Regions from separate parts of the Homo sapiens genome. Here region 1 is linked to region 2. The links are chromatin loops, found by intact Hi-C in ENCODE. Cell type or tissue: HCT116. All regions are shown on one strand. Links, peaks and the distances in the headings refer to the core of each region. The heading gives the core; the rest is flanking DNA.

Evidence for each region. Hi-C counts contacts between places; a loop is a spot of excess contacts. Peaks named below come from ENCODE experiments on the same cell type or tissue, not always from the same donor. Only the 100,000 strongest peaks of a DNase experiment are listed, where the experiment ranks them.
Region 1: a loop joins it to region 2, with 4 times the contacts of the local background. A loop is called at or near these places in 2 of 110 quality-filtered maps.

What each region holds. Positions count from the first base shown.
Region 1 is chr1:16,209,523-16,225,760 of GRCh38, reverse strand. It overlaps ARHGEF19 (Rho guanine nucleotide exchange factor 19), which reads left to right and starts at 13,109. Exons shown (of 16, transcript NM_153213.5): 1 at 13,109-13,259. It also overlaps the pseudogene ANO7L1. RefSeq lists silencers at 8,031-8,130, 8,271-8,380, 9,498-9,547 and enhancers at 8,723-9,419, 12,607-13,305. In HCT116, for the core only: no CTCF peak of the experiment used is centred there; DNase peaks (open chromatin) are centred at 8,240, 8,592 and 9,390; H3K4me3 peaks cover 1,737 bases; H3K27ac peaks cover 625 bases.
Region 2 is chr1:16,141,921-16,149,920 of GRCh38, reverse strand. EPHA2 (EPH receptor A2) reads left to right here. Exons shown (of 17, transcript NM_004431.5): 3 at 874-1,543. Among named protein-coding and RNA genes, the nearest start is that of EPHA2-AS1, 9.3 kb to the left of the region's middle. RefSeq lists enhancers at 2,901-3,429, 5,015-5,543, 5,544-6,071, 7,583-8,000. In HCT116, for the core only: no CTCF peak of the experiment used is centred there; DNase peaks (open chromatin) are centred at 4,120, 4,550, 5,880, 6,250 and 2 weaker places; H3K4me3 peaks cover 4,410 bases; H3K27ac peaks cover 8,000 bases.

The sequences.
Region 1 (16,238 bases), core at 4,341-12,340, 72 kb before region 2:
TGGAAGGGTTGGGGGATGGGCTGGGTGGGCTAGGTTGTCTGCCTGGTTGAGGATAGGCCCTCCCAGGATAGGCACCCTCTGCTCACAGACAGGAGATCTGTGCCAGTGGGGGTGCCACTCTGTGATACCTGTGCCACGTGGAATATTTCTGGGATCTGCCCCATGGCCAAGGTGAGCCAAGGAAAGGGGCAAAAAAACCAGGTAGGTATTTTGGACCCAACCTGGGCCTGGATGCTGGCCCTACCTTGTGCCCTCTCTCCCCTCCTCACAGCTGAGCTGCCTCTTTGACCACCCAGGAACCGTGTTCTTCAGCATCTTCATGTCCTTCTGGGGCCATGGCCTTCCTGGAGCACTGGAAGCAGGGAGTGCCACCTTGGCCCACCACTGGGACTGCAGTGACTTCCAGGACCAGGAGGCAATGCCCAGTTCAGCCCCCCACCACTGGGACTGCAGCGACTTCCAGGACCAGGAGGTGATGCCCAGTTCAGCCCTCCACCACTGGGACTGCAGCGACTTCCAGGACCAGGAGGTGATGCCCAGTTCAGCCCTCCAGGCCACAACCCCACTTCCCAGAGTTCTCAGAGGCCTTAAAGTGTGCTGGGAAGAGGTCAGACTTTGGAGTCCAACATCCTGGGATCCAAATCTGGCTTCTCCTCACACTTTTCCTGGGTCACTTTCCACCCTCCCCTGACATCAGGATGATACAGGCTTGGCGAGGTGAAACACTGAGAGTATTTATATAATAAGCCGGGCCTTGGAAAGAGACCCTCCCAAGAACAGAGAAGGAGAAAACATTCCACCTACCCACCCACCCATCCAGCTACCTACCTGTCTATCCAAACATCTTATCATTGATCCTAAGTCTGTTCGCTTCTCCCTACCTCCTCTGCCACACCCCAGCTCTCCCCACTCCAGTCCAAGTCACCATTTCCTCTTTCCTGGACCACTGCAGTGACCTCGCAACAGATCTCCTTGCCCCACTTAATTCATTCTCAGCTGCCAGGACAGTGACATCTGTGTTACCTTCCTCAAAGCCTTCCAGGGCAGTCTCATTTGAGACGTACCTGGGAAACTATCCAGACCCCTCACAGTGGCCTGCAAGGCCCTGTGCCATCTGGCCTGTGTCTAGTTCTGCCCAACTGGCTCCACCAGATCCTTGAATAGGTCAAGTTCATTTCCATCCTGGAGCCTTGGCATTGGCTATATTGGCTATGCTCTGCCAGAATCCTCTTCCTTCAACTTTTTTTTTTTTTTTTGAGATGGAGTCTCGCCCTGTTGCCCAGGCTGGAGTGCAGTAGTGCAATCTCAGTTGACTGCAGCCTCTACCTCCCAGGTTCAAATTATTCTCCTGCCTCAGCCTCCCAAGTAGCTGGGATGACAGGTGTGTGCCACCACACCCAGCTAATTTTTTATATTTTTAGTAGAGATGGGGTTTCACCATGTTGGCCAGGCTGGTCTCGAACTCCTGACCTCAGGTGATCTGCCTGCCTTGGCCTCCCAAAGTGCTGGGATTACAGACAGACATGAGCGACCACGCCCAGCCCCTTCAGATCTTATGTGGCCTACTCCTTGTCATTCAAGTCTCAAATATCTCCTTCCTAGAGAGGTCTTCCCTGATCACTAATCCAGAGAGGTGCCCTGTCACTGTTTTAATTTAATTGCAGCATTCATCACTGTATTTTATGGTTTGTTTGTTTATTATCTGTCTTCTCCCACTGGCGTGTGAGCTCCATGAGAGCAGAGACCTTATGTGTGATGTTGGCTGCTGTACCCCAGTGCCCAGAATAGTCTCTAGCACATAGAAGATGCTCCATAAATGTTTGTTGAGTGAATCTGTGAATAATCTATCTTCTGCCTACCCATTTGTCCAGCCATCCATCACTTTATCCATTCAACAGGGTTATAGGAAGATAGAAAACCAAACAAGATATTTTAACAGAGATAATTTAATATATAAGGTATTGGTTAAACAGGTGCTGGGGGACTGAAAAAGCAGAAAGGGAACACTGAGGCAACGAAGTAAATGTCAGTGGTACCCTTTGGATAGTGCAGTACATAACTCAGGTAACTTTAAAGAGTGGCCCTGGCCCGGGCACAGTGGCTCACACCTGTAATCCCAGCCCTTTGGGTGGCTGAGGCAGGAGGATCACTTGAGCCCAGGAATTCAAGATCAGCCTCAGCAACATAGTGAGACTTTCTCTCTACTAAAAAATAAAAAATTAGCTGGGTGCAGTGGCATGTATCTGTAGTCCCAGCTACTCAGTAGGCTGAGGCAGGAGAATCACTTGGGGCCAGGAGTTTGGGGCTGCTGTGAGCTATGATTGTGCCACTGCACTCCAGCCTGGGTGACAGAACAAGACCTTGTCGCTAAAAAATATATTAAGAATTAAATTAAAATTGAAATTGGCCATGCACGGTGGCTGATGCCTATAATCCCAGCACTTTGAGAGGCTGAAGCAAGCGGATCACTTGAGGCCAAGAGTTTAAGACCAGCCTGACCAACATGGCAAAACTCCATCTCGACTAAAAATACAAAAATTAGCCCCGGCTGGGCGCGGTGGTTCACATCTGTAATCCTAGCACTTTGGGAGGCCAAGGTGGGTGGATCACAAGGTCAAGAGATTGAGACCATCTGGCTAATGTGCTGAAACCCCGTCTCAACTAAAAATACAAAAATTAGCTGGGCGTGGTGGCACGCGCCTCTGGTCCCAGCTACTCGAGAGACTCAGGCAGGAGAATTGCTTGAACCCGGGAGGCGAAGGTTGCAGTGAGCCCAGCCTGGTGACAGAGCGAGGCTCCGTCTCAAAATAAATAAATAAATAAATAAATAAATAAATAAATAAATAAGCCCAGCATTGTGGCATGTGCCTGTAATCCTAGCTACTTGGGAGGCTGAGACATGAGAATCGCTTAAACCCAGGAGGCGGAGATTGCAGTGAGCCGAGATCGTGCCATTGCACTCCAGCCTGGGCAACAGAGTGAGACTCTGTCTCAAAAAAAATAATTAATTTAATTTAATTTAAAAAGAGCGGGCTGGGCACAGTAGTTTATTCCTGTAATCCCAGCACTTTGGGAGGCTGAGGCAGGCAGATCACTTGAGGGCAGGAGTTCGAGACCACCCTGGCCAACATGGCAAAACCCCATCTCTACTAAAAATACAAAACTTAGTGCCAGGCACAGTGGCTCATGCCTGTAATTCCAGAACTTTGAGAGGCTGAGGAGGGTGGATCATTTGAGGTCAGGAGTTCAAGACCAGCTTGGCCAACATAGGGAAACCCCATGTCTACTAAAAATACAAAAATTATCTGGGTGTGGTAGTGCACACCTGTAATCCCAGCTACTCGAGAGGCTGAGGCACGAGAATTGTTTGAATCTGGGAGGAGGAGGTTGTAATGTGCCAAGATCGTGCCACTGCACTCCAGCCTGGGGGACAGAGTGAAACTGTCTCAAAAAAAAAAAAAAAAAAGAAAAAGAAAAAAAAAAAGAGTGGCCCTGCCTTTGCACCCACTGTTCCCTCCCCAGAAAGCTTCTCTCCACTGTCCCTTTAGCACCTTTTCACCTTTTGGGTCATAGCTAAAGTGTCATTTCTTCAGACCATCCATGAAAAAGTTTTCCTTCATAGGACATATATATATGTCTCTGTTCATTCATTTAACCTGTCTCACAAACTAGTTTGTAAACTTCATTAGGGCATGGATCTTCTCCAGTTTGTTCACTATGGCATATTCAGTATCTATTGCAGAGTGGTACATGGTTAATAGCTATTGACTAAACTAATAAATTTATCCATTTATCCATCCATGCACCCATCCCACTCATCCATTCATCCAAATATCCCCATGTTCATCAACCATTCAAACAGACTTTCATCTGCTCATCCACCTAACCATCCATCCATCCATCCTCATGTCCATCAGCCATCCCACCAAACTTTCATCTGCTCACCCACCTAATCATCCAGCCATCCTCCATTCATCCATCCATTCATCAATCCTCAACCATCCAACCAGACTTTCATCGCTCACCCACCTAGCTATCTGTCTATCCTCCATTCATCCATCCATCCCCCCATTCATCCATCCATCCATCTATCCATCCATCCTCATGTCCATCAACCATCCAACCAGACTTTCATCTGCTCACTCACCTAACCATCATCCATCCATCCATCCATCCATCCATCCTCATGTCCATCAACCATCCCACTAGACTTTTATCTGCTCACCCACCTGGCCATCCATCCATCCCTCCACCCACCTGCCTGTCTACTCACTTACTTGTGAATAAACTATAGAAATTTACTGATTGCTTGCCTAGTTTACCTGCCCATTTGTCGGCCTACTGCCTGCTCACTCATCTGTCTATCTATCCCTTTTCCACATGTCCACTCATTTGCTGTTTACTTCTCCGTCTACCCACCATCCATCTAGCCATCCATCCACATGCTTTTAACCATGCCCTGGGGAAAAAGGTCCTGCAAAACCAAAAATGAATTAGAACCCATTGCTGCACTTCCAGAGCTCCCTCTGCAGTCAGGAAAAGGTGGGGGGCTTCCCCTAGCCTAGGATCATGGCACCAGCCTCTTGGCCCTAGGATGCACATTTCTGTTGCCCCCTGTGATAGGAGTGCCCACATCTACAGTTTGCTGCCCTGGCCCTGCAGATGACCCAGAACCCAGTGACAGGCTTGAAGGAGCCCTACTTCCAACCGCACAGCTGCCTTTCCCACCTACTCACCAGCTCTGCAGCCATCCTCACTGTGGTGAGGGGACACTGGGCCTTTGCTCTGGAAGGACTGGCTCCTCCAGGGTGGGTGCACTGGAACCCTGGCAGTCCACTCTCCAGCTCTGACAGCCCTCTCTCCTGGCCCCCAGCTCTGTGTGGTGATGATTTTCCTGGTATCTGTCATAATTTACCATGGCATCATCAGCATTGCAATGTTCCACACTGGCAACTCTGTGCTCATGACCCAAGCGAATGTCCTTTGGGGCAATGGAGGGTGAGAGCACTGTTCCAGGCTCCAGGCCTAATGTGGGCATCTTCAGGTTTTTTTCATCCCACCAATGGATGGGCTCCCGGTAATGGCCCACCACACCCGCCTAATTTTTGTATTTTTAGTAGAAATGGGGTTTCACCATGTTGGTCAGGCTGGTCTCAAACTCCTGACCTCAAGTGATCCACCCATCTCAGCCTCCCAAAGTGCTGGGATTACAGGTGTGAGCCACCGTGCCTGGCCTGTTCTTCCTCTAAAACCAGGTAATGTGTTGCAAGGCTATCTTTGTGTCATCTGGGAACTGGGAGTCTGGTGTCTCCAGTCACCCTCAAGCGAGAGTGGCCAGGGACACATGGCTGGCATTAGGGGTTGGTAGGTTAAGGACAGGAGCATAGGGGCTGACCTGATGGGCTATGCCTGCCCCCTTGCGCCCAATAGAATTCTGACCAGCTCTGCCCTTTGTCCAGAGATGCCTCCATGAAAATGCCTTCACTTTCATTTTCAGTTTGTCAATTTCTATTCTTCTCCCTTCTACATGGCATTCTTCAAAGGCAGGTAAGGACCACTCCCCAAACCCCAGCCTTAGGGCTGTCGCCTCCCAAGGAAGCAGCCCAGCAAAGCAGCAGCACCCTTTGGGCTCCAGATTTGTTCCTAGCCAGGTCTTGCTATGGACCTTGAAGCTGGTTCTTGATTTCCCTGGGCGAAAGTCTTAGCAACTGTAATTTATGGGTACACCATTGCACAGCTGTAAAATCTAACACCTGCATTCAGTCTGTCCTACAGCCCTCACTGGGTGGCCCCAGGCCTGACAATGCCACCTCCCAATGCTGCAGTTTGAGTTTATCACCATCTTTTGGGGGCCTTCCTGCTGTGCACCCTTGGTTGGATGCTAGGGACACAGAAATGAATCAGAGCTGGTCCTTTTTCCTAGAAGCATTGAGTCTTTAATGAGATCTGGTTAGGAGTCATAAAATGCTGGACTCTCAGGAGGTGCTGTTATTGTGTAATTGCCATTGTCATTTGATGGGATGGGAGGGATGGTCACCAAAAGAGCCCACTCCCCAGCACAATGACCCCATCTTCCTGGGCCATAAATGCCACATTGGCTGATCATGGGTTGAGCAGTACATAGATTCAGGCCATGGTCCCAGCAGACTTCTGGGGCCTAGTAGGGTAGGCAAGGCCTCCCATCAGCTCTGTCAGCAGGGTTAGCTGTCAATTCAGGGGGTGGCCAGAGGACCAGGAGCAGTGGGGAGAGGGGGTCAGCCTCAGCATGGAGTTTAGCTGCAGCCTGGCTCCAGAGAGGGAGAGCAAATTACCCACAGATGCAGGGGGCCCTCAGGTTTGTGGGATACCCCGGTCAGTATGGCACATTTGCTCAGCATGCCGAGTGAGGATGTGATTATGTACCCCTGGGTTGCTGATTCTGGGGGGTTAGGGGGTAGTCATCACAACCTCAGGTCTGGCAGGGGTAGGATCTGCCTCTGGGGCCTCCAAAGTGGGTAGGAGGAGCAGGTGGCCAACTCTCTGCACCAGCAGGGAGGTGGGGTAACCCCTATGCAGCCCCAAAGCCCTGAGTAAGGTGCTCTGTGTCTGCCAACAACAGTGCGGTCCTGGTGGCTGCCACATTCAGGTCACCCAGCAGCTCATCATCATCATGGTGGGCAAACAGCTGCTCAACCACATGGAAGAATTTGTTGGGCTGTGAGTGTTGGGGGAAGAACGGGGGACAAGGCTGGGCCTAATCAGGCCATTTGGAGGGCTTTTATAAGAGCAGAGCAGAAAAACCCTTTACTGGGACAGAAGATACGGGCACAAGTCCTAGCCCTGCTTCTTGTAAGCTGCGTGGCTTTGTGTCTCTCTGGGCCTCAGTTTCGTCATCTGTACAATGGAGACAATAATACCTCTCCATGAGAGTTGAGGGGATTATGAGGCGTTCAACAGGAAACAGCTTTGCAAATGGAGGGCTTTCTATTACTATTTTTTTCAGGGGGCAGTGATATTTCAGAGACCAAGAATGACTATGTGGGAAGTGCAGAGTTGAGAGCACTGGACTCGAGTCTAACAGATTGGATTTGAACACTGGCTCCACCACTTACAATTTGGGGAGCCTGGGCCAAATTCTCCAGGTGTGTTTCCTCATCAATACAGTGGAAATCATCATGGTGCCTGCCTCTAAGGGGTGCTGGTGATAGAAGTGGCAGTTCCTAGCACAAGGCCCTGTTATGACCATTATCTGGTTGCCCTGCCTCCAGGAAACGGAAGGCTTGGTGGCAGAAGTGGCAGCTGGCAGGGCAGAGGGACACCCAGATCGGGCAGGAGCTGCAGCACTGGGAGAAGGAAGGACTATGAGCTCATCAAGTGTCAGGGCCTGTTTGATGAATACCCAGGGATGGAGGAGCAGTCGCTCAGCAGCGTGTGCCCTGGGCATGAGTGGGGCCCCTGGGGGCCTGGCACAACAGGGGAGGTGGCCCCGGGCCTGACACTCCCTGCCTGCCAGAGCTGCAGTTTGGGTTCATCACCATCTTTGTGGGAGCCTTCCTGCTGGCACCCCTGTTCACTCTGCTCAACAACCGGGTAGAGATTGGACTGGACGCCCACAAGTTCCTGTGCAAGTACCAGCGACCAATGGCTGGGCGCGGCTGGACATCTGGATCTGACTGCTCCTGCTGGAGGCCATGGTACACCTTGAGGTCACCGTGAATGGGAGTGAGGTAGATGAAGGGAATACAGGGGCAGGGGGCGGGGGAGATGGAGCTCAGAGACTGGGGAAGGGGGTTCAGGAATAGGGAAATACAGGGCTGGAGAAGGAAATCCGGGTCAGAGTTTGGGAAATAGGGGAGAGGAGGCTAGGATCCCGGGCCAAAGGCTCATCCTGCCACGGGAGGGGGTCTGGATCCGAGTTGGGGTGAGTTAGGGGGTTGGGCCCTGAAGGCCCTCTGGCTCTGCAGGCTTTCGTCTCGCCTTCATCTCGGACTTCTGCCGCATATCCCGTAACAGTACGAACACCACACCCAGCTGCACGGATTTGTGAATTTCACGCGGGCACCCGCGCCCCATGCCCACCTGGCCCAGAGCAAACACACTCTGCCCTTCAGGCTGGGGAGGAGGGGCGCGGCGGGAGGGGCGGGGCCCTGAGCTTTGGTGGGCGAGGCCTTCCTGGGAAGGGCGTGGCGCTGAGCCTTGGTTGGCGGGACGCTGAGGCGGGAGGGGCAGGGCTGTCTGGGAAGCACGGCGCTGAGCCTTGGTGAGGGAGGCCGGCCTGGGAGAGGGCGGGTGCTAAGCTTTGGTGGGCGGGGCCTGTCTGGGAGGGGCAGGTGCTGAGGAGGGAGGGGCGGGGCCTAGCTGGGAAGCCGGGAGCCGAAACTGGACGGGTGGGGTGGTGCCTGGCTGGGGTGCAGTGAGCTGATTCTGCCCCGGACAAATGCGCGGAGCCGGCTAGGGTACTGGCTGAACGGGCAGGGCCAGATTCTAGGGAGAAGGAGGGGAGGAAATGCGGGGTTCGGAGTCGAGATCCGAGAGCCTCTCCAGACCCCGCAACCCAGATACAAGGCCTCTCGCGACGTGGGGGTGAACCTCGCCCTCTTCTACTGGAAGCTGCTGGCTGTGCATGTGCATCTGGGTTTCATTATCGCCTTCGAGGTAGGCTCAGCCATCTGTCTTGGACAGACTTGGTTCCAAGTTCAGGCTCTGCCGCCGACCGGCTGGAAATTGGGATATATTATATAATAGGATCTACTTCATAGGGTCGTTATGAAGGTTCGGTGTCAAGCATTTGCACTGTGCCTGGCATGTTGTAGGTGCTCAATGAATTAATATCACAAATAATAATAACATTATCTCTTGGCAAGAGAAAGGAGAAACGAGAGGAAGCACTCTCCCACCAGCTTTGCTCTTTTACAAGCCCTGCCCTGACGTGGTTCCTAGTGTTAAGGGGTTCGAATCATACCTCTATGTCTTTGGGCAAATGGCAACCCCTTTCTGCTTCTGTTTCTTCGCTTGTGGAGTAGAAATTACCCCCAGCTCATAGAGTTGTTGTGAGGATTAAATGAATTCATATCCGGAAAACCTTCAGGTTAGGGTTTGGCTCAGGGTAAGCGCTCCATGAGTTAAGATCGCTAAGGCAATCATTCTCTCTTTTTGGCCCCCTTCTCCCCAGAATGTAGTGTTCTTCTTCCTGTGCCCCAACGACCGGCTCGTGCCCGATGTGCCAGCCCTGGCTACCAAGATAACTGCGCGAGCGCTACCTGGCCAAGCAGGCGGTGGCAGACAACCGGGAGACGCTGTTTCAGTCAGCAAGGCAGGCGGACCCCGGCCCCACCCGCAACATAATGACCATAATGACCACGCCCCTTGGCCTGCCCTCAAGCTTCAGCTCAGCCCTCTCTAGTTCAGCACTCTCTAGCCCCGCCCCCTTATTTGGCCTCATCCATTGGAGGGATTGGCTGGACTCCCTGTAGTTTCCGCCTGTTCCCGCCCATCATTAAGCTCCGCCCCCGCCAAGCCCCCTTTTCTACTTTATCTGCAAGCTGGGGTTGGGGGCTCTGCTCTGGAGTGCCAGCCTGCTCAGCCTGACCAAGCTGTGCTCTATGTCCGCACAAGGGACGCAGGGGCGTCCAGGACGCAGGGGCGAGTGAGGCAGGGCTGCCCTTCCAGGACCCTAGGTTCCCCAGGATGCTCCTCCTATTGGGGTCCTCTGGCTTCCAGTTACGCATCTGGGCAGTGTCCCAAGGCCGGTCCGGGAGTTGGATGAGAGGATTGGAGTTCCCTGGAGACCTCCAGACCTGCACTGCTACCCTTCCGTGTTCTTGCCTCCTGGCCTCTGTGCAATGCTGACAATAAACCTGTCTCTGCGTCCCAGACTGCCACCTCTCCACGGCCACCTGGTCCCCACCCACACGGTGCAGTGTCTCCTCACTATGTGGCAATGCTCTAGGGAGCCAAAGTGAACATGGGGGAGCAGAGGGACCCTAATGACTCTGAACTTAATGGCTGTCGGTTGGCAGCTAAGGAAAATACTTTGGGGCCGGGCGCGGTGGCTCACGCCTGTAATCCCAGCACTTTGGGAGGCCGAAGAGGGTGGATCACCTGAGGTCAGGAGTTCGAGACCAGCCAAACCAACATGGAGAAACCCCGTCTCTACTAAAAATACAAAACTAGCCGGGCGTGGTGGCGCATGCCTATAATCCCAGCTACTCGGGAGGCTGAGGCAAGAGAATTGCTTGAACCCGGGAGGCGGAGGTTACGGTGAGCCGAGATTGCGCCATTGCACTCCAGCCTGGGCAACAAGAGCAAAACTCCATCTCATAAATAAATAAATAAATAAATAAATAAATAAATAAATAAATACTTTGGGGGACTAGGGCATGGGCCATGAAACCTCTGCTGTGTATTCCGAGCCTGTAGTGTAAGAATAATAAGACCAATAAGAGTTTAGTTAGGTCAGCCGAGACACCCCGGATTACACTTTCACACACTTTTCACCACGAGACCCTCCTAAAAGCCTGGTGAGGCAGTACCAGGCAGTGGTGAAGGACTCAGGTTGGTGGTGGGGTCAGACAGACCTGGGTTTCTTTTCTTTTTTTTTTTTTTTTTTTGAGATGGAGTCTCGCTCTGTCACCCAGGCGGGAGTGCAGTGTTGTGACCTCAACTCACTGCAACCTCTGCCTCCCCACCTCCGTGGTTCAAGCAATTCTCCTGCCTCAGCCTTCTGAGTAGCTGGGATTACAGGTGTGCGCCACCACGCTCGGCTAATTTTTGTATTTTTAGTAGAGACAGAGTTTCACCATGTTGGCCAGGCTGGTCTCAAACTCCTGACCTCGTGATCCGCTGGCCTCAGACTCCCAAAGTGTTGGGATTACAGGTGTGAGCCCCTGTGCCCAGACTATTTTTGTGTTTTTAGTAGAGACAGGTTTCACCATGTTAGCCAGGCTGGTCTAGAACTCCTGACCTCAGGGGATCCACCTACTTTGGCCTCCCAAAGTGCTGGGATTACAGGCGTGAGCCACCACGCCCGGCCAGACCTGGGTTTCAATACTAGTCCTGCCCCTTATTAGCTGTGTGACAAGTTATTTAATCTCTCAAACCTTAATGTCATCTGTAAAATAGGGACTTCATAGAACTGATGAGAGATTTCAAAGGGATAATGCTCATGACTTAACTTGTTAAGTTGGCCCCCCATATCCTCAGGTTCTGCATCCTTGGGTTCAACCAACAATGCATGGAAAATGAAAATAAAAACAAAAAATAACAAAAATAATGACAATAAAAAATAATGCAAATAAAAAACATTACAGGATAACAACTATTTACATAGCACTTACACTGTATTAACGTGTTATAAGTAATCTAGAATTGATTTAAACTGTACTGGAGTGCCGGGCGTGGTGGCTCATGTCTATAAATCCAGTACTTTGGGAGGCCAAGGCTGGTGGATCGCCTGAGCCCAGGAGTTTGAGACTAGGCTGGGCAACCTGGTGAGATCCCATCTCTACAAAAAATACAAAAATTAGTCAGGTGTGGGGGTGCACACCAGTGGTCCCAGTTACTCAGGAGGCTTAGGTGGGAGAATCACCTGAGCCCAGGAGGTCGACGAGACTGCAAGTGAGCCCTGTAATTGCACCACTGTACTCCAGCCTGGATGACAGAGTGAGACCCTCTCACTTGAGGACATTTTATTTTATTTTTTGACAATAAATACATAAAATAGACTGGGTGCGGTGGCTCACGTCTATAATCCCAGCACTTCGGGAGGTTGAGGCGGGTGGATCACTTAAGGTCAGGAGTTCAAAAACCAGCCTGGCCAACATGGTGAAACCCTGTCTTGACTAGAAACAAAAAAAATTAGTAGGGTGTGGTGGCATGCGCCTGTAATCCCAGCTACTGGGGAGGCTGAGGCAGAAGAATTGCTTGAACCTGGGAGGCAAAGGTTGCGGTGAGCTGAGATCCCACCACTTGCTCCAGCCTGGGTGACAGAGCAAGACTCCATCTTAAAAATAAATAAATAAATAAATAAATAAATAAATAAATAAATAAATAAAATAAAATAAAATAAAATTTACTGGAGGATGTACAAAGGTTATAGCAAACACTATGACATTTTGTATAAGGGACTGGAGCAGCCATGGATTTTCGTATGGGAGGGTTCTAGAACCAATTCCCCACAGATTCTGGGTACCAAGGGACAACTGTACTCACCTGATAAGTGGTAGCAGTATCTACCTGACAGGGTCATGGTGGAGATTAAATGAGTAAATACATGTGAAGTGCTCAGGACAGTGCCTGGCACCTAGTAGGTGAACAATAAGTTAGCTTCATGACTATTAGTCTGTGTACACATCTGCATATTAATATTAGGTGCCTGGCAATTGCTGGTAGCTCAAACAGATGGCAGGTAGAATTAGGGGAAAATGCAGCTTCCCATTCCACAGGGTTGGGAAGATTGCATGCCGGGCATAGAGCATGCCCTTCTTATTGGAGGCAGTTTGACTTGGCTATTTGGCTTGGTTTATTGAGGGCTCAATTGGTATAGTCTGGGAAGGCTTCATGGTGGAGGCGGCCACTGGAGATGGTGGGGCAGGTCATTCCAGGCCGTGGGAAAGGATGGGGATTTGCAAGCAGTGGCTGTACTAGATGAGGAGAGGCTGTCCAGGATGATGCCACATGTCACATCATCAACTTTCAGGACTGATTTCTGTCTCCCAATCATAGGGATGAGTGTTCCAATTTGATAGATGTAGTAATAGGATCAGAGAGGGTCATCAGGGTTCTCAGGGTCCCTAAGGAGTGCAGGGCTTGGGAGGCTCTCTGTGAAGCTCCCAGGATGCTCCCCAGCTCCAAGAAGTCCCCTGAGCATGCTCATGTTTGGGAAGCTCCAGAAGAGTGGTGACCTGTCTCCTAGGAGCAGAAGCACTGCCTCCCCCGTCTTTAGGACCTGGGTGTAGGGTCCTTCAGAGCCTCACTTGGGCATAGGACTCCCATTGTTCCAGCCCCCCTCTTGTACCCCAGACTAGCCAAACCGGTTCTGGGGAAGGGGGGCGGGGAGCAGGCACGTTGAGACAGCCGCCTGCCTCTCTCTGCAAGGTTCCCTCCTCCTTCACCTCCCCCTCCCTGCCCCACACAATACCCAGGAGCTTGCCTTGCTCGGCTCTGGGGCCATGCTGACATGCTGACATCGCCCCCTGAGGACTTGGCTGCAACCCCAGAGCCCCCAGGGTGTCCCGGAGCCCTGGACCGTGCTGGCAGCTGGACGGAGCTCCCTGGCTGAGGTAGGGCCCCACCTGGGTGCCAGCAGTCCCATTCTCTTCCCGCCAGTTTTCCCCGCTGAGTGAGCCCTTTGTGCTGCCCGCCTGGTCTCTGATCCTGGCTCTGACCCACTATGGCCTTCTGGGGCTCTGTGAACCACTTGGCCTGGATCCACTTTCCAGCCATGACTTCCCACCTGGCTTTATTCCTTAAAGGGCAGAGAGGCTCTGGCAGGGTACCAGCTCTCCTGGGCAGCAAGGCAAGGGGCACCCGGGAGGGGGCAGGGAAAAGCTAGGTACAGGAGGCCAGAAACACTTTTTCTGATCATGGTAGTGTCCAGGGACTCTCTGGCAGCCTTGCTAAGTGGGCCCATCGTCTTCTGTAATTAGCAGCACCCACCAAGGGTACTTTCCTCGGCCCCTGCCCATCCTTCTTGGCCCAGAGACATTTATGATGAGACATGTTTCTTAGAGAGGGCATTGGGCGGTGGTGCGGTCCCTTAGGAGCCACTTTACAGATGGGAATACTGAGGCCAAGGGATGGGCTGTGAATTGCCTAAGGCCACACAGCTGGTCAGTGTCAACACTGGGCCTCAAAGCTTGGGCGGAGGTTATTCTTTTTGGGCTCCAGAGTGGCCCTTGCCTAGTAGACACAAGAGTCTCTATCCTGTGATCGTGCCTTGGGAAGGTAATGTCCCTGCTGTCTGGGGCCAGTTCTCTTTCTGAGGTTTTTGTTTGTTTTTTTCTAACAGAGATGAGCTACACACAATATGAACACAGCTTGTCCCTCTTAGCTCCCCAGCATTGAGGTTGGGTGGGCCAAACCCCTGGAGGGCCACAGGGCTGGCATCCCAGCTAGATGGGTCATTCTTATTACCCCTTGGCTTGAGCATAGGTGGAGGCTGACACACTCCTGACTTCTTCCCTGCTAGGGACCTGCCTCCAGCTTCATCTCCCCGGGAAGCCTTCTATGTCCCCTCTCCCCACATTCACCTAGCCTTCTCCTCTGCAGCCTTAACTGGGGGTGCTCCTGCTGCAAAGCCTCAATGTTTTGCCTACTTATCCCTGTGAGCCATGGGAGAGAGGGTCCCTCCCTGCCCTCCAGGAGCTTCCAGAACCCAAGTGCTAGAATCTCCCAGCATACAAAGGGGCAGGGGGCATGTGTACATGCCTGCACATGTGTGCCCCCAGAAGCAAGTGGGACTTCTGTGTCGAGGACTTCTGATTCCTGCAGAGAAAGAGACCCGTCTGTGGGCAGGGGCCTCCTTGTGCACACTCCTGCGATATAATGTGTGTCTCAGCCTCACTCCTTCATCTTCCCCATCTGTGTGAAGGCCTGAGCTGCCTTCTGTCTAGAGAAAGACTGATGATAATAAAAATACTATCCTATTTGCCGGATGAGGAGACCGAGGCTTAGGGAGACTCGCTCAGATGGGTACTTTTCAGGCTAGAGGGACAGAGGCTGATGGTACAAGCCAGAGTGGCCACCGTAGAGAGGACCCCTTTGGAGCAGCCAGTCCCCTTCTTCCCACCCTCCCAGACAGCAGGGTGAAGGGAGCAGGGGGAAGCAGTTGAGAAGCTGTGCAGAGAGACTGGGGCCTGCCATAGACCCAGCCATCTCTCGCTGGGTCCTCTTCTCCCTCCCTGTCTCCAATAGTGACTGACACTGTCACTGTTCAGGCCAAGGCTTTCCCTCTAAGTGCACTATGTATTTCAGCCGTGGAGCAGTTAACTATCACCTCCTCCAGGAAGTCTTCCTGGAATACCCAGGTTGAGTTGAGCCGAGCACCCTCCTCTGATGGTTCCTCTGGCTTGGCTCTTGCCAACCTGGATTGTAACTGTTTTCATTTTTGGCTCTCCCACTAGACTGGCAGCCCACGGGCATGAAATGTTTGTCCATCTGTCTCCCTGGGTTTTCTGGGCTTCATCTGTGTCTCTGAGGATCTGGTTGGCCTGAAATTGTCAGTGTCTCTGTCTCCATCTCTGGGTCCCTGAATGTCTCAGCATCTGTGGTTTTTCTGTTTTTGAACGTCTTGGGGTCTTGGTTTCTCAGTTACTGGCTAAGTGGTCTCTGTTTCTCTGGGTCTCTCTCAGTCTTCATTTCCTGGCTCTCCTGGTCCTGCCAGGCTGGGCACTGCCCCTTTGGCCTGAGGGGGCCTCTGGGGGGTCCTGGCTGCCCGGCCTGCCCACAGCGAGGCCAGGCTAGGGTAGGCCCCCGCCCAGCCCGCTGCCTGCTCCCTCCCTCCCTCCCTGCTTGCCTCACCACAGGGTTTGATGAATCAAACTCTTTGTCTGGGTGGGATCTCCCCCAGCCAGCTGGGCAGAGAGAGGGCTTCCCCTGCCGGAACAGCCAAACAGCATCAGCAGCGGGCCTGGGCCCAGAGAGGTGAGGGGCTGCAGGAGGGAGGCTGGCAGAGGGCCACAGGGCAAGAGCTGTGGGGGCTTGGGCCTCTCAGATCATCAGGCCTGCCCCGATCGGAGGGCTGGCTCCCCAGGGATAACTTCCTGCCCAGAAAGGACCCATCCAGCCTGGCCCACCCAGGGGCTGGAAGCTGGGGTGGGGGACAGCCCCTCTTTCACTCCAAGCCGGGGGTGCTGGGGCACCTCTTTGAACTTCGAGAAGGCCCCTGCCTGATCTGGGTGGTGGCCCGCCTGCCAGTCCATGACCCTCCCAGCCAACTTGGCATGGGTGTGGGCACCACTCAGCACTGAAGGCCGCAACTCTGGGCAAGGGTCGGGGAGATGGGGGGAGAAACATCAGAGCAAGGACCTGTGGGCTGGTGTGTGTCTGTGTGCATGTGAAGGGAACAGGAGGGTGAGAAATCTTGGGTGCCTGTGTAAATATCGGACGGGTCAGCGTGTTTGTGAGGAGTTGTCTGTGAATGTATGCGGTTGTGTAAAAATGTGTGTGTCTGTGACTGTGTGAGCCTGAGTTTGAAATGTCTGTATCTATGAAAGTGTACATGTCATTCTATACTTGGGAGAAAATGTAGTGTGGATGTA
Region 2 (8,000 bases), core at 1-8,000:
TCATTCATTCTTTTGTTTATTCATTCAACAAACGCTTCCCTGAGCACCTACTCTGTCTCAGGCCGGCTCTCGGGACACAGGACACAGGTGAATTAGATGCAGACTCTGGCTGAGGAGCTCAGAATCTCATGTGGGAGCCCAGATGTGGGTGTCCCCATGTGCCGTGCCAAGTGCACTTTGGTAAATGGCAAGGGGTACAGGGTAAAGGGAACATGGCAACTTTGGGAGTTGGGTGGCGGGGGGCACCTGGCCCAACTGTAGCCTAACCTGGGAATTCTTTCTGGAGAAGGCTGAGTTATGATCCAGGGAGGGAGGAACATGTTCATCTGCTGCAAAGCCAAATTCTAAATGACGGAGAGCATCATCCGTTGTTTTTGACTTAATGCCACTCCTGCGTTTGCCAACACACATGGGTGCATGGTGAATAATACCAAGAGTAACAATAATCATACTGGCTGCCCGTATGCCTGTTACCTTGTGCCAAGCACTGTGTTCAGCCAGTGTAGACATTCTGTCCTTTATCCTCACAGCAATTCTGTGAGGTAGGGGGTCTTGCTCCCATTGTACAGATGAGGAAATTGCGGCTTAGAGAGCATAACCCACCTGAGGTCACATGGAGTCCCGGACTCCACCTGCAGGCTCACAACCTAATAGAGAGGTTTGGCTTCCAGACATGTGCCAGAAAGACCAGGGGCCAGATTCCAGCTCAGCCACTTATGGATGCAGCCCCCACCCGCCTCAGGCCTCAGTTTCCTTCACCGTAGAACCCGGAGAGCACGAACTGGAAAGCATCTTCCTAGTGCCCTACTCTGCCACCTGGGCCTCAGTTTCCCCAGGCACCTGCCCACACTAACCTGTATCTTCCCCCCACAGTGGGACCTGATGCAGAACATCATGAATGACATGCCGATCTACATGTACTCCGTGTGCAACGTGATGTCTGGCGACCAGGACAACTGGCTCCGCACCAACTGGGTGTACCGAGGAGAGGCTGAGCGTATCTTCATTGAGCTCAAGTTTACTGTACGTGACTGCAACAGCTTCCCTGGTGGCGCCAGCTCCTGCAAGGAGACTTTCAACCTCTACTATGCCGAGTCGGACCTGGACTACGGCACCAACTTCCAGAAGCGCCTGTTCACCAAGATTGACACCATTGCGCCCGATGAGATCACCGTCAGCAGCGACTTCGAGGCACGCCACGTGAAGCTGAACGTGGAGGAGCGCTCCGTGGGGCCGCTCACCCGCAAAGGCTTCTACCTGGCCTTCCAGGATATCGGTGCCTGTGTGGCGCTGCTCTCCGTCCGTGTCTACTACAAGAAGTGCCCCGAGCTGCTGCAGGGCCTGGCCCACTTCCCTGAGACCATCGCCGGCTCTGATGCACCTTCCCTGGCCACTGTGGCCGGCACCTGTGTGGACCATGCCGTGGTGCCACCGGGGGGTGAAGAGCCCCGTATGCACTGTGCAGTGGATGGCGAGTGGCTGGTGCCCATTGGGCAGTGCCTGTGCCAGGCAGGCTACGAGAAGGTGGAGGATGCCTGCCAGGGTGAGTGACGGTTCTGGGTTGCAGGGAAGGGGGTTCTGCATTCCCAGGTTCTGGTCTTTAGCTTTGGAATCATGGAATCTTGGTAAGCTCATCCCTGCTTTGACACACATTAGTTCTGTTAGTGGAAATTATAGATCCTTCCCAGACATCAGTTTCCTTATTAAGGCTGGACTAACTCATTCATTAAGAATGAATGAATTGTGGCTGGGCACGGTGGCTCATGCCTGTAATCCCAGCACTTTGGGAGGCTGAGGTGGGTGGATCACTTGAGCCCAGGAGTTTGAGACCAGCCTGGGCAACATAATGAAACGCCGTCTCTACCAAAAACACAAAAATTAGCTGGGTGTGGTGGCATGCACCTGTAATCCCAGCTACTTGGGAGGCTGAAGCACGAGAATCAATTGCTTGAACCCGGGAGGTGGAGGATGCAGTAAGCTGAGATCGCACCACTGTACTCCAGCCTGGGGTGACAGAGGAGATGCTTGTCTGAAAAAAAAAAAAAGAATGAATGAATTGAGAAACAGCAGAATGTGGAGTTTATGATTGATGACTCTGAAACAAGAATGCCTGTGTTCAAATCCCAGGTCTACATTTTTAGCTGTGTGGCTTTAGGCCATTTCCTTGACCTCTCTGTGCCTGGGTTTCCTCATCTGTAAAATGGAGAGGATCATAGCGTCTATCTCGTAGGGTGGCTGTGATAATCAAATGACTTAATAGTAAAGTGCTTAGGTCAGTGCCTGCCACATGAGTACTTTTAAATGTGGCTGTTATTTTTGATTCATCCCACGAATGTATACTGAGTAGCTCTGGTACAGCGGCACTGTGGTCCCACGGTGGAGTACCAGGAGCAAGTTCCATGTCTGTTATCAGCTCACTATGTGGCCTTAGGCAAGATACTTAAACTCCCTGGGCCTCAAACTCCTCTTTCGTACATAGAAGTGACTGAGTTGGACCCGGGGTGCACATCCCCTGGCTGCATATCAGGATCACCCGCGGAGCTTTTGGGAAATGCTTCTGTTGAGGGAGAGGTTGGAGGGGGGCCAAGGGTCTGCCTTTCTTGTCTGAATGTCCCCAGGGCCACAAATTTCCCATTGGGACCTCTATTGATTTTCCACTGGGGCCTCTATAGATGACACACTGGGCCCAGAAAAGGGCCAATTCATTCAGACTCTCCTTGGGGAATGAGGCTTGGGCATTAGTGAGTTCACATGGAGGAAGCCGTGGCGTGGTGTGGCCAGGGCCTGTGACAGCGGAAATCTCCACAGCAATGTGGATTTTCAATGGGTGACTTTTTCTGGAAATGGCCATGAGGCAGAGCATTTGTGGAATGCAGGCCAACCTTTGGAGGGCTGGCTCATTCCCTCTCTCTGGCAGCTTCTTTGCTGAGATAAGCGGGACGTTAAGGAATTGGAGGTTTAGTGGCTGCGTTGCACACACCTTGGCTAACTCCCCCCTCATCTCTGGTCTTGGGTTTCCTTTGAGTAAAATGAGAAAGTTCAACAGCACCAGCAGACTTTATGCTTGTTTTCTAGCCATGGATCCTGCAGCCCCTGGAGGGGGTTGAAGGGTTGGAGGACACTGAAGCCCTTTGTGATGGGCCCTACTTGCCTCCTAAAGCAAGTCCTCAGAACCTTACTTAACACGGTCTGTAAACCCCCCGATGAGAAGTTCCCTACGAGCTTTCTGGCCATAAGCCTGTGGTGTAGGCTCTGCTCCGGCCCATGCCATCGCCCCCTTGTCTTCCCAGCTCCCCTCTGCTGAGCGAGCCCCCCTTCCCCAGGCGGCCCCTGCTTTAGGTGACCTCGAATGCATACTCTCAGTTTCAGACAATGAGTGCGGTTGAGGGGGCCGGGACGAGGCAGCCCAGTGGGGCGAGCAGGCTCCTCCCACATGACATCCTCGCACAAGAATGCGGGGGTGGGGGTGAGGGGCAGCTGAAAACTTTCCACAGGCTGGTGAGGCAGGCCCCGCAGAGATAAGTGGACGGTTGGGGTGGGGGTGTCTCTCCAGGAAGCGGGGCAGCCTTCCCTCCTCTAGAGGTGGGGGGTCAGGGTTCTGGCAGATTTTGTTTGCAGAGAGCCGAGCAGCCCCCTGTTGGGAAGATCAGCCCAGCAGGAGGACAAGTTTCCAAGAGCGAAATTTCCGACTTAGTTCGTGGAACCCTGTCAATCGCTAGTCACCTACTGCCGGATTGTTCCTCCTCGGGATCCTCCCACCAAAATTCCTTTCAGTGTGGCTGGGTGCCGGTGCGCGAGATGCCAGGAACGCCCGGCTGGCTCCTCTTTATACCTCTAGACTTCTCTCAGCAGCCCCTGGCCATGCTGCTGCTGGAAGTGATGACAGTCGCTACCGTAGACGGGTGTCGTCCGAGGGGCAGGCGCTGAGCCAAGCAAGCGCTTTATCAGACATGCGAGCGGAATCCACACCGCCTTTCTGCGTGGCAGGGACTGTGATCAATCCCATTTGATAGACCAGGAAACTGAGGTTCAGAGAGCTAAAGAGGCTTGCCTGAAGTCACACAGCTAGGATGTGGCTGCATCAGGATCTGAATCCAGGCGGTGCAGCGGCGCCCAGGCTGCAGGATGGGTCAGGAAATGGGGCGGGAAGTGACCAGTTCCTTTGGAATCCCTGACTCAGCTCCTGGCCCTGGGGTAGGCTCTCTGGCCAGCCCTGGGGATGGCAGGGTCTGTTGCAGGGGCTTGGGGGCTCTGTTGGAGGCAGGGGTCCTGGAGAGGGCACTGCTGGGTACATTGAGGGAGAACCAGAGGGAGGCACAGGGTCTGCCCTCCCTGCCGGACCCTCCCCAGGCCTGGAGACCCAGATTCTTTCACTGGGGCTCCTGCTGGTGACAAACCAGACCCAGAGCGAGGCGGGGCACCCTGAGGTCACCTGGCACCTTGTCTAGGTTATTCCCAGTTTGTCCGTTTCTCCTCAGGGTTCTTTCCCCAGGAAGCCCAGAGCTCAGGAAAGAGTTAAGTGGGCAGAGGAAGGGAGGCACCTCCCAGGTGCTGTGTGCGGCAGGTGGGCACGCTGCCCGGAGCGCTCCCATGAACTATGTCAGGAATGAGCCAGCTTCCCTTGGTTCCCCCGCCCTGCCCCCGGCCCTGCCTGCGGGGACAGTGGAGTCGCTCGGGCTGACCGCTGTCCCCCGGGGGCTGCTTTGTCTCCATGTCTCCGCTTCCTGTGCTGGCCTCAGCAGCTGGCGGGGCCCCTGCTGGCGCCTCAGCCCTGGGGACCGCTGGTCAGGTGAGCAGGTGGCCAGCAGCCTTGGCCAGTGGCTCAGCTGAACAGCTGGGAGGCCAGAGCTGGGGTTGTGGGGAGTTGGAGATTCCCTCCTGAGAGGCTCCTGCTCCCTCAAGGGGCCCAGCCCCTTGGGGAGGTCCCCTCCCTACTGTAGTTTCATGATCCCCTAGTTCATAGGGACACCGCATTCCAGGCACCATGCTGGACATCTCATAAGCAGGGCTTTCTTCCATCTTCACACACAACCCAGAGAGGATGAGGACTTGATCCCCATTTTACAGATGAGGAAACTGAGGTCCGGAGAGGAAGCAGTGAACAGTGACCAAAAGAACGGGGGCCTGGCACAGGAAGGCAGTTGCCCCTGGTGTGTGTCCTTCCACCCACAGGCTGTATGACCTTAGCAGGTCCCCTTGGGGTCCCACCCCCATCTGTAAAATGAGTGGGCTGGACCTGTGGCCCTGAAGGACGCTGTCAACCTGGTGATCCGAGCTTCCCTCCTGTGGTTTCCCACTGGGGCTCAGTCTGAACACCGGGGAAGCTGTTGACTGTGTGACACAAGTGTGGTGAGGAGGGGTCCCACTGCTTACAGCCCCAGTGGCCTAAAGTCCATAGCTGACAGGGAGGAGTCCCCTGGCCAGGGTATGTCTGTGGTTAAGGTGGTCTTTAGACAGGGTGGTCTCGGGCCATGGCAGGGGCTGCTGGCAGGATTCCTGTTTCATCAGATCACAGTTGGTCCCCCAGGTGGAAGACTCTGGGAGCTGCTGGCTGTGGCTCGCAGGCTTTGTCCCCTGCTGGGAAGTCCCACCAGGCCTTATTTCTGTGATGTTTCTTCTGGCCTACAGAGGTGGGACCACGGTGGCAGCACCCCCAGCCCCCCATGGTGGCTCTCACCTCTGTGCCCTGTCTGCCCCACCCTCAGCTCACACTGGGGGCAAAGCTAGGCGCTGGCATCTCCGCTGGGCGGGCACCGGCTTCTCCCTCCCTCCCTCTCTCCCTCCTGGAGGTAAGTGGGTCCCCAGAACGGAAGGAAGGAGGCGAGGGAAAGCAAACAGAAGATGAAAGGCTGGAGGCAGGACAGGAGCGGTAGGCGGGGGCTGAGGTGGGGAGTGGTGCTTATCAATGGTGGAGGAATGTGCCTGCAGATAGCTCCCTAGGGTGTGTGTGAAAGGGACAGGGTGCTGGCAGCCGTCAGGCCCTGGGGGCAGCCCCCCTTCTGCAGAGACGACAGGGCCTGCTGGGAGCAAGAAGCCACCAGGGCCTGAGGTTGTCAGCTCCCTCATTTGCTGGGTCAGTAACCCATAGGTCGCCATTTGCCGTCTGTCAGGGCCCAGAGACAAAGTCCAAGCTCCACATCCCTGGGCCAAGGTGGTTCCTGCGGTCACCTGCTGGGCCTGGCTTGGGCGGTGACTGGCCCTAGGTGAATTGCCACCATGACCTCTTGACCTCACAACCTTGCCATTGCCAGCCTGGGAGGTGGCTGTGCCTTGGGAGGAGGGGCTCCACTGGGGGCTGGACTTGCGTCACGATAAGGGCGTCTGTCCCTGAGTCACCTCATGCTGCCACCTGAGGGGCGGGCATCAGGAACTGGAAAAACCAGGGTATAGCCGGAGGTGCAGCCACTGTGCCCCAGTTCCCCTGCTCGGAGTAGCCCAGGCCTGCCAGACAACCGGGGCCAGAACAGCTCTCCACAGGTGTGCCACAGGTGTGCCAAAGTTAGGCTCTTGTGTAAGGCAGGTAGGCATCCTGGTGGACCTTCTCCACAGTGTCTCTCTGGGCGCTGAAACACTGCTCATTTCTCTGGCCCTGGAGTGCATATTTCACATGCACATGGTAGGTTTGCCACCCATTCTCTCTCCCACTCACTCTTCCATCCACCTGTCCACCCATCCACTCATCCATCCATCCACCCCTCCACCCATCCACCCCTACATCCATCCATCCATTCATCCATCCATCCATCCATCCATCCATCCATCATCCATCCATTCACTCGTCTACCCGCCAACCCACCAAACCACCCATCCACTTGTCCATTCATCTATCCATCCATCCATCCACTCATACCCCCCTCCACCCATCCATCTGCCCACCCCTCCACCCAACCACCCACCTATCCACCCATCCATCCATCCATCCATCCATCCATCCATTCATCCCTCCACCCACCCACCCTCCTGCCTATCCATCCCTCATCCATCCATCTACTCATCCATCCGTCCACCCACCAACCCACCCATCCACTTGTCCATTCATCTGTCCATCCTCCGCCCCATCCATCCATCTATCCACCCCTCCACCCAGCCATCCACCTATCCATCCCGCATCCATCCATCCACTCATCCACCTGTCCACCCACCAACCCACCCATCCACTTGTCCATTCATCTGTCCATCCTCCCCACCCATCCATACATCCATCCATCCAACCACCACTCCACCCACCCACCCATCCATCCCTCATCCATCCATCCACTCATCCACCTGTCCACCCACCAACCCACCCATCCATTTGTCCATTCATCTGTCCATTCATCCACCCACTCATACCCCCCTCCACCCATCCATCCATTCATCCACCCACCCATCCATCCACACACTCATCTACCCATCCACCCACCAACTCACCCATCTATCCATCCATCCATCTGTCTGTCCATCCATTCAGCAAACATTAACTGAGCACCGCTGGGCCATGGGACACAGATAAATTGGTCTCCATTCCTGCTCCTCAGGAGCTGCTGGTCTCACGGAAGCTCCTGATACATGCAGGAATAATTTCAAATGGAGCATAAAAGCCAAGTTTTGAATTCCCCTGGAGCTGAAACAGTGTTTATCTGTCTCACCATCGCATCCTAGCACCCAGCATTGTGCCAGACACGTATGAAGTGCCCATTTCTATTTGGTAAACATAAGATTAATAGATGCCCTAATGGGGGCCGGGGGGCCAGGAATTGGGCAGTCTGGGAGGGCTGTGTAGAGGAGCTTAAGCTGGGTATTAAAGGATGCATAGGAGTTTGCTGGTTGGCTAAGGAACAGTAGGTATCTGGTGTATGTGGGTGTGTTTGAGTGTGTGTGACCCCTGTCCCCACTTGCCCGCCTAGAATGCCAGGAAATCCAACTAGATAAAGTCAGGAAGAACACAGGGGCTTGCTGGTGTCCTACTCATGAACTCTGGGACCCCTGAGCACTTGGAAACTCTGGCGGGGCCCTGGAGA